2 separate regions of the Mus musculus genome follow, and region 1 is linked to region 2. Evidence: chromatin contacts called from ENCODE Hi-C or POLR2A ChIA-PET data. All regions are on one chromosome and are shown on one strand. Each heading gives the region's core, a stretch centred on a gene start or an enhancer-like site at or near the end of the contact. The rest is flanking DNA. Distances are from core to core; before and after follow the strand shown.

Region 1 (4,194 bases), core at 45-2,544, 58 kb after region 2:
CCTATGGACATAAAATTGTGTATATATGACATGAGAGTAGAAGTAAAATTATCTAGGCGGTTGAAGGGGAGGACTAGAGGGAGGAGCAAGAAAGGGGAGGCTGGAGAAATGGGTGGAGTTTGTTCAACCTGCAACATACACTTGTATGAAGCTTAAAAATAAATTAAGTTTATTTTAAGCAAAGCCCTTTCCATGTGACCTTGGGATGTCTTATAGAGGATGTGTCCTGTCAACTAAAAATTGTAGCTCACAGCATCTACCATTATCAGATTATAGTAATATTACCATGGTGTGACACCTGGCACAAAATGATAAAGATATTAGGCCCTTATCAAGTCTCCTATTTAATTTGGTATGAGATGTGTCTGTCATTGAGACATGACAGCTTTGATACAGGTATAGAATTCCAATGCCAAGGCCCCTAGGCTTCAGAAATACAGACCCTGTATTTATTTATTTATTTATTTCTGAGCTTTGGGATTTATAATCTTAGCCTCTCCAGTGCTAAGGTCCCTTTTGCATCCAGGTCAGAAGGAAGGCCTGCTAAATAGCTCCGCATCCTCGGTGCACAGCTCCTAGCATGGCACTGGACACAGGGTGAATGTGCCATGAAAGGCAAGTGGCTTTTGGAGGTAGGTTTTCATAGAAGGACAACCTAACAGTCTCTGGCTGCCTCTGGCAACGGCTGCAGGGCACCCTGGCTGAGCAATCTTCTGTCATTCTCCTGGCAGGGGCAATCAGGCAAGCTGCTACTGGTACCTTAGATGAGTCAGCCATTAACTACGAAGTCATACAGATTCTGCAGGAACAAAACAGCTTGAGTCATGGCCCCAGGTGAAAAGGGCAATGCCAAGCATCTTCTATTTAGCCTGCATAGCTGTTTTAGGAGCTGCCCCAATTTTCTAGACAAGGAAATTAAAGCTTACATGGCTCATCCAAGGTCACATATCTAAAAGGCCAATCTCACGGGGGGTGGGGGGGGGGGCCTTCCTGAAGAAGGCAGAGGAAAAGGAGAGGGGAAGGAATTGGTGAGGGGTGAGGGAGGGGGAAGAAGGGAGGAGAAAGAGGAGAAGAAGATGGAGAGAGGGGGGGAGAGAATGTGTACTCTCCAGCTAGCTTTCTTCCGTGTCCTGAGCACAAGGAAGATGCTAAGGCCCCTCCGAGGGGTGGCCATGAAGCCACGCCTGCTCTGGGCAGGGATCTCAGTGAGTCACCCATCCTGCATTCCACCCTTTGTCCTCCCATGCCCCTCTGCACAGCACCATGCTCCTGGCTGGCCTCTCTGCAGTGCCCTTGCTCCCTGTCTGCAGAGCAGCATTTGTCTTTGGCAAATCTGGGCTGCCAGGCTCCTCCTCTGCAGGCAGGCTGCAGTGGTTCCTTAGAAGGTCTGCTGCCTGCGCTGGGACCTGTCAGAATGAAAGATTCCAGTGCGGCTGGCTCTGTCTGGTTTCTCTCTCCCATCTGCCCTCTGTTCTCATTCTCGTGCTTGCTGTCTCTTCAGCGTGTCCTTCCCTCCCCACTTTTCATGTTCCTGATATAGTACACCAGTGTACCACTGCTGCATCCCAAAAGCAACCCTGATCCAGAGCTTTTGTCTTTGCTCCTCATGGGCCTTCCTAGGCTCTCAGTGTTCCAATAGCAGGACATAACCCTGGGTTTACTGGATGAAACATGCCTGGAGATGGGTAGATTGCCCTTAAATTTTAAACTGCAAAGAAGATACCAGAATAAACATTTGTTGGTGTGATTATTTCTTTTAAAAAGCAAATAAACAAACTTCAGACATGGTTGATGAGAGACAGAGGCAGAGATGAGATAAATTGAGTTAAATGCCACATAGGGATCTAAGCCAACCTCTGACCTCTTCCAAATACTGTATTAGCATATTTATGTTATTCTTCTGTCTTTGGTGGTGGTGGTGGTGGTGGTGGTTTGCATTTGTTTTGTTATATAGGGTCTCCCTTTATAATCCAGGTTGGCCTTGAACTCATTATGTAGTCTAAGTTGACGTTGAACTCACAGTGATATGCCTGCCCCAGCCTCCCAAGTGCTGATATTACAGCATGAGCCACCACACTGGGCTTCAGTTTAGCTCCTCCCTTTCTGTTCTCTGTCCTTCCCTGCAGTTGCTCAATTGCCATCTCCTTTAGAACTACCCCATTGCTCCTATTCTCCCTCCAGCTCATGAACTCTCTCATCTTGAATACAAACACCGTCAGTGGCTCTCCTTGCCCACAAAATCAAGCCCAACTCTACAGAAAGACATTCCAACCCCAGCCTGGAGTACGTGCAATTCCCAAAGGTGAAGTTCTGGTTTTGCCTTTGCCTTGTGTATTCCCATCCCTACCTGGAAAGCTCCTAACCATGCTTCCTGATCTACTCTCACAGTCATCTGCTGTGAACATGTGCCGGTTCCAGCCTTTGCCCTTACTTACACACACACACACACACACACACACACACACACACACACACACACACATACTACAAGTGGATATATAACGAATTGTAAACAGTCTTTCCAACAACCATTACAGAATTACAGAAATTCTCTCACCCTATCATAGAATCCAAACCCATACTTGTGGAATTGGCTGTTCTTTGACTTCTTCCTATAGAGCGACTGCTTCTGATAGCTTTCTGAGGCCCAGACTGCTTACACAGCTGGAATCTAGCTGTCTGATAAGGCAGCTGTCACTTCCCATTCTGCAGAACGTTCCCACAAAAACTGTCCCAAATGCTAAATCTTTCATTAGTGGAAGAGCTGACTCATGAGATTTAAATTAGGGATTCTATGCGGCAGAATAGTTCTGTTGCAGCAAATGGAAAGGAAAAAGAAAGAATTGCTCCAGTTGAGTCTTTCTATTGAAGTCAAGCGTGGGCACGGAGAATCGTGGACCTTGGATGACCAGCTGGAAGAAGGAAATGGTGGAGATGAACTGCCCATGTTCACGTCCTTCTTGATGCTGAAAGTCTCTGTACAAATGCACAGCTCTTTCAAGATCATTGAGTTATCTCCTCTCTAGGGCAAGAGGAAGTCCAAAGCAAATCATGCAGGCCTTCTGAAGATAAAGACCTCTTTGTACCCATGCCTAACACCTGTCTTTGACTACCAATTCAGCAAAATATTTTAGTGGCAATGTGGTAGAACTACTTTGGGATAGGATGTTGGAGCCCATCCTTGTCTGTCTTCCTAGGGCTTTGCCTCATCTCTCTTGGGCAGCCCTTTCTGTCAATGAGCATCTTCCAGTTGACTTTTAATAGCAAATTACTTTCATGAAAGAAGTGACCTCCTTCAGCTCTCTTCTTGGTGGTCCCTCCTCCTCTCCTGTACTTTACACGCCAGAATTCCTTGGGGCTCATCTTTGCTCTTTGGCGGCCACAAGTCAACCTCTCTTCCATCTCTGGAAAACACTTACCTTCACTGCCTCCACTACCATCAGCTCCTACATGACACAGCACTCCATATCCAGCCCAGATTCCAACACCCACCCCCCTGCTCCATTCTGTGCCCATTGACAGGATGGCATCCAAGTAACTCTGTTAGCTGTCTCAAAGCATCTCAAATTAACTAGGACCAAAGGCAAGTTGCCTTTACCACATTCCAATCCTCAGACAAAGAAACAAAACAATAACATAAGACTCCATTCTTTTAGGGTTCATACCTTCTTGAATGATGCCAACCTAGTATGGGATCAACTGGGTGGGGGAGCATAAACTGTAAAACCATCTTCAAATGGCATCATCTTCTCCCACTCTTTTGATTTGTTATGGTAGCATCAAATCTTACCAATACGCCACCTAAATATCATATGGACCCCTCAGCTCTCTATAGGTTTCCTTCCCATTACAGACCTTTCCTATGCTACTATTCCACATTCTAGAAAGTTCTTCCTTCTACCTAGCTACTTAGAGCAATGATCATTTACTCAAGGAAGGAAAGGCTGACTTCTTATTGGGGTCAAAAATCTACCATCACTGCCAAACTGCCATAGGTCTGTTTCCAGTTCTCTGTCTGTGGTATGGTGATTTGATGAACTTGCATTTTCTAATACTGAAAGCTTCTTGTAGACCTTCACAGACTCTTGCATTGCAATCCTCTGCAGAAAGTATGAAGCACTTCTGTTTTGTGCCCCTGTATCAGCAGCAGCAGCCATAGCTCCATTCACCCAACCATTTGCCATATAAACATCT
Region 2 (4,347 bases), core at 618-3,117:
TGCCTCAATTTACTCCATTTCAATTTACTGAAACAAATATGATCCAAGTCGAGAAGCACCACAACCAGGACTTCCAGCTCTGACCAAGACACAAAAACCTTCCTCTGAACTCAAGTTGACCTTTTTCTTGAGCCAAAAACACTGAGTGGAAACAAACATTAAAAAACAAAACAAAACAAAACAAAAAACAAACAACCCTGCAGCTTTATGGCTGGAAAGAATCTAAGCTAATCTCACCAATCCTTTTGCTTTACAGATTAGGGAACTGAGGTAAAGACTTCTTATTAGATGAAGTGCCCAGAGTTTTAGTCTAGTAAAGACAGAATCAGTGCTACTTGCCAGGTCTCTGGATTCAAGACTAAAGACTTGAATTAGATCCACAAACTTACACCCCAGCAATACTGCCATGCCAAGGACTCTCCACAATGCCAAACAACACATTTAACAAAATACTGCGTTTCAAATGAAACGGTTTCCTCAGGTCAGAAGAGAATCCCTTTGCCTGTCCCCATCAGTTCTGAAGCACTAGCCGGCTAACACCTATGAATATTTCTTCAGCATGCTCTAGAACACCATCATTTCATCCGGTCCTTCTCTTAATCTGATGAAGTGGGTACCATAGCTACCCACACTTTACTGAAAAGGAATCTCTGATGTCAAAATATAATTGGCCCTTGTTCTTACAGCAAGAGGTCTATGGTAAAAAAAAATACAGATATAGGCCACCTACCTTCCTGACCCAGCACTTAGTCATTATTATGCTGACAAAAGACTAACAAGAATATAATCCAAATTTAACCACAATGAGTAAGACTGAGCTCTGATCTCAATTTACTTTGTCCTCTGGGCTACTCAACATCTAAAATTCCAGTTCTCTAACCTATATCTGTCACCATAGGAGAAGATTCTACAGTCTCCTCCACTAGCTATCCTCTAAAGCCACCAAGCCAAGATTCTGCTGAGGCTGGGAAATCCTAGCATGTTGAAACCTCGGTCACCATGTGCTTCTCTGTGGCACCTGCTTGGGATCCAGGGCACATCAAGTCTCTAGAATGAAATTAGCATTTGCTCTCCTCCCACGCTCTGTTCTGCTAAATTATGCAAATGAGGGCTTTAGGACGTGTGAACAATCCTAAATGTTCTCTTAGGAAAGGGGAGGGAGGAACACAAACCACAAATCAGGCCTGTGTAGGCCTCAGGATTAAACATACAAAGGAAATGGTATATGTGTATTCCTTGGTTTAAAGCATGTTGGTTTATTTTTGTCTGTTATGGGTAGGATTATAAAAATGCTGTGTGTGTCTAATGGTACTAGGAGCCCCTTTTGTATCCAGTAATATAACAGCCCTTCTGAGGATCTCTGGTTCTGCCTTATGTCTCAGAAAAAGCAAGACCCCCTGTGGCCAGGAAATTAGTCTATATTTTCCAATAATCTCCCGTGTGTATTAACATGTTTGTATATTAACACATACCTGTGTGTTAAAATGCATGTGTTAATATACATCAACTCTCTATGATCCGAGATCTGTTAGTCTCTAATTAAAAGATGATGTTTCTACTGCTGAGATCAACTTCTTTCGAGAACAGGGGAAGAAAGGCTCTAGAAGGAGGGATACAAAAGGGGACCCAGGGAGTGCTTTGGTAATGATTCTGTGTTGTCTGTGATGTTCTCCAGTGTAGGCTGAAGAACTTGGGATAAGCAGAAGCAGATAGAGTGATAGAGCAAGAGGAAAAATGGGTGTGCAGTCTAAGTGGCATGGTTCTTCCCATAACCAGCCCCATAGAGCCTCATGCCAGCCCTGTGAGGAAGGTCCTTTAAGGGCTGCCTGGAATGATCTTGCAGGATGTGCCAGCTGAGGGAGCCAACAAGAGAGTCAAATCAAACCCACATTCAGTTTGCCAAGCTACAGTCGCACAGGCCAAAAGTATTGAGTTTCCAGCTCATACAAAAGTGTTATGTGAGCTGAAGTCTGCATATCATTGTCTCATTTACTGACAGAAAACTAAGACTGTAGATAGTGAGCCATTGGCCCAGGGTCACTGCAGTGCATTTTTTAGCAACAAATGAAAATCTATCTGCTCCCCATTTTGTTCCTTCTGCAAGATCGTCTTCATGTTTGATGAAATGGGAGAAAAAGACCATCAAGGAAACTCAAATCCAATGCATTGAACATCACCGGAAGTGCCTAGTGAAGTGTCTCTGAAATAAACAGAAAGTTCTGGAACAACACTAATTACAAGAAAGCACAATGACAGGCAGACACATACATTCCCCTTTATAGTCATAGAGTAACATTAATCAGCCATGTAACAGTGAAAGATCTTGTCTTCAGCAAAGACTGGAAAAAGAGCTTGTGACTGACAGCCCTAACAGTCAGGTGAAGAACTGAAAATCAAGCAGCACACAGTGGAGTCAAATGAGTTGTTTATGTTAAAGAGGAACGGGGAAACTCCACAGAGACACCCTGGGACTTGAACTTGGCCTTTAGAGTTTTAAATATATGTATATGTATGTGTGTGTGTATATATATATCTGTAGCATTTCTTTAAGAAGTTGTAAAACCCAGAGAAGTAAAACTTGAGCGTAGGCTCTGAGAGCCATCACTGTGCTGAGCAGTACCCTGAGCCATGAGCTGGGGAGAGATGACTGTGCCTCACCTTGGTCTGTGCTGGGCTTTCCAGCTGAAAAGACCCAGGCCACTACACCCCCTCCCTGGCCTGCTACCACCCCCAGCCAAATCTCTCTGCTGCTGAAGGTGTCATGTACATGACAAACAGAAAGGAAAATAGCTAGTAAAAATGCAGTAAGACTTAACAGATTGGGCTTTCCAGGCACTGGGGCACTCTGTCTTTTGTTGTTTGTGTGTTCTGTTGTTCGTTTGTGATCAGGGTATTTCTGTGTAGCCCTGAGCGTCCTGCAACTCATCCTGTAGACCAGGAAGGCCTCAGAGATCCACCTGCCTCTGCCTTCAGGGTGCTAGGATTAAAGGTGTGCTCACTATGCTGGCTTCAGCAGTACACCAAATTGGTCTGGGAGCAAGTGGGTGGAAAATGCCAGCTCTTCCTCTGAAGTGACTTAGACATAGCAGTGGTGCTGTGGTAAGGAGCTGGGGCCAGTTCTCTGCTGGGTACATTTGAGAAAGTGATTTCTGGTGGAGTTACTGTCTGGGTGATAATAACCAGATGGCACACCCAAAGTCAACAATGGGGCTCACGGGGACTGTAGCAAGCCTTGGGATGACCTCTCTTATCCTGCTCTATGTGAAAGGGAGAATGAGAATCGAGCATGCTACAATGCATACTCATTCTGTCCTTCTGGAACCATGTTCAGGAGGGATTTGCTCACCCTGCTTAAAAGACAGTAAATGGAGGCCCAGGCCACTCCTACTCCACTGAGATCACAAGAACCCTAAGGAACAAAGCCAGAAGTTTAACCCAACTTTTAAAGTTGATGTTCATTCCATTTAATGAGACAGCTTAGTGAGTTGATAAAGAACACAGAGACAGGGATCTGGCTGCTAGGATTTGAGGCCTGGTCTTGTTGGCTAGGAGACTCTGAGAAGCTTTTTAAACAAATCCTTACCTTCAATTCTTTAAATGTCATGTACAATAAAATAGTTAGGATCGTGTGTGTTGCTCAAGAGACCCACATAGTTGTGCCTGACATATAGAAAGTGTTATATAAGAACAATGTTAGAACCTCTGGTGGAATCACCATGCCTGAACTACAGAGCAATTGTGATAAAAACTACATGGTACTGGTATAGCGACAGACAAGTAGACCAATGGAATAGAATTGAAGACCCAGAAATAAACCCACACACCTATGGTCACTGGATCTTTGACAAGGGAGCTAAAACCATCCAGTGGAAAAAAGACAGCATTTTCAACAAATGGTGCTGGCACAACTGGCTGTTATCATGTAGAAGAATGTGAATTGATCCATTCCTATCTCCTTGTACTAAGGTCAAATCTAAGTGGATCAAGGAACTCCAATAAAACCAGAGACAGTGAAACTTATAGAGGAGAAAGTGGGGAAAAGCCTCGAAGATATGGGCACAGGGGAAAAATTCCTGAATAGAACAACAATGGCTTGTGCTGTAAGATCAAGAATCGACAAATGAGACCTCATAAAATTGCAAAGTTTCTATAAGGCAAAAGACACCATCAATAAGCCAAAAAGGCCACCAACAAATTGGGAAAGGATCTTTACCTATCCTAAATCAGATAGGGGACTAATATGCAATATATATAAAGAACTCAAGAAGGTGGACTCCAGAAAATCAAATAACCCCATTAAAAATGGGGCTCAGAGCTAAACAAAGAATTCTCACCTGAGGAATACTG

Evidence for each region. A loop is a pair of places that touch in the nucleus more often than their neighbours do. ChIA-PET counts read pairs that join two places held with the same protein, here RNA polymerase II (POLR2A).
Region 1: a loop to region 2 is called in a map of heart, with 2.5 times the contacts of the local background. The contact joins two enhancer-like sites. A Hi-C loop is called at or near these places in 1 of 37 maps with a recorded cell type or tissue (heart). POLR2A ChIA-PET finds 5 or more read pairs at or near these places in 1 of 5 experiments (embryonic stem cell).

Annotation. Positions count from the first base shown.
Region 1 is chr1:165,045,522-165,049,715 of GRCm38, forward strand. All of the region lies in intron 5 of Gm51669 (a long non-coding RNA gene), which reads right to left. Among named protein-coding and RNA genes, the nearest start is that of Gm51669, 13 kb to the right of the region's middle. Within about 2 kb of position 1,295, at least 3 of the 3 ENCODE cell types and tissues checked have a DNase peak (open chromatin) inside an H3K27ac peak, as active enhancers do.
Region 2 is chr1:164,987,315-164,991,661 of GRCm38, forward strand. No RefSeq gene overlaps it. Among named protein-coding and RNA genes, the nearest start is that of 1700029M03Rik, 29 kb to the left of the region's middle. Within about 2 kb of position 1,868, at least 1 of the 3 ENCODE cell types and tissues checked has a DNase peak (open chromatin) inside an H3K27ac peak, as active enhancers do.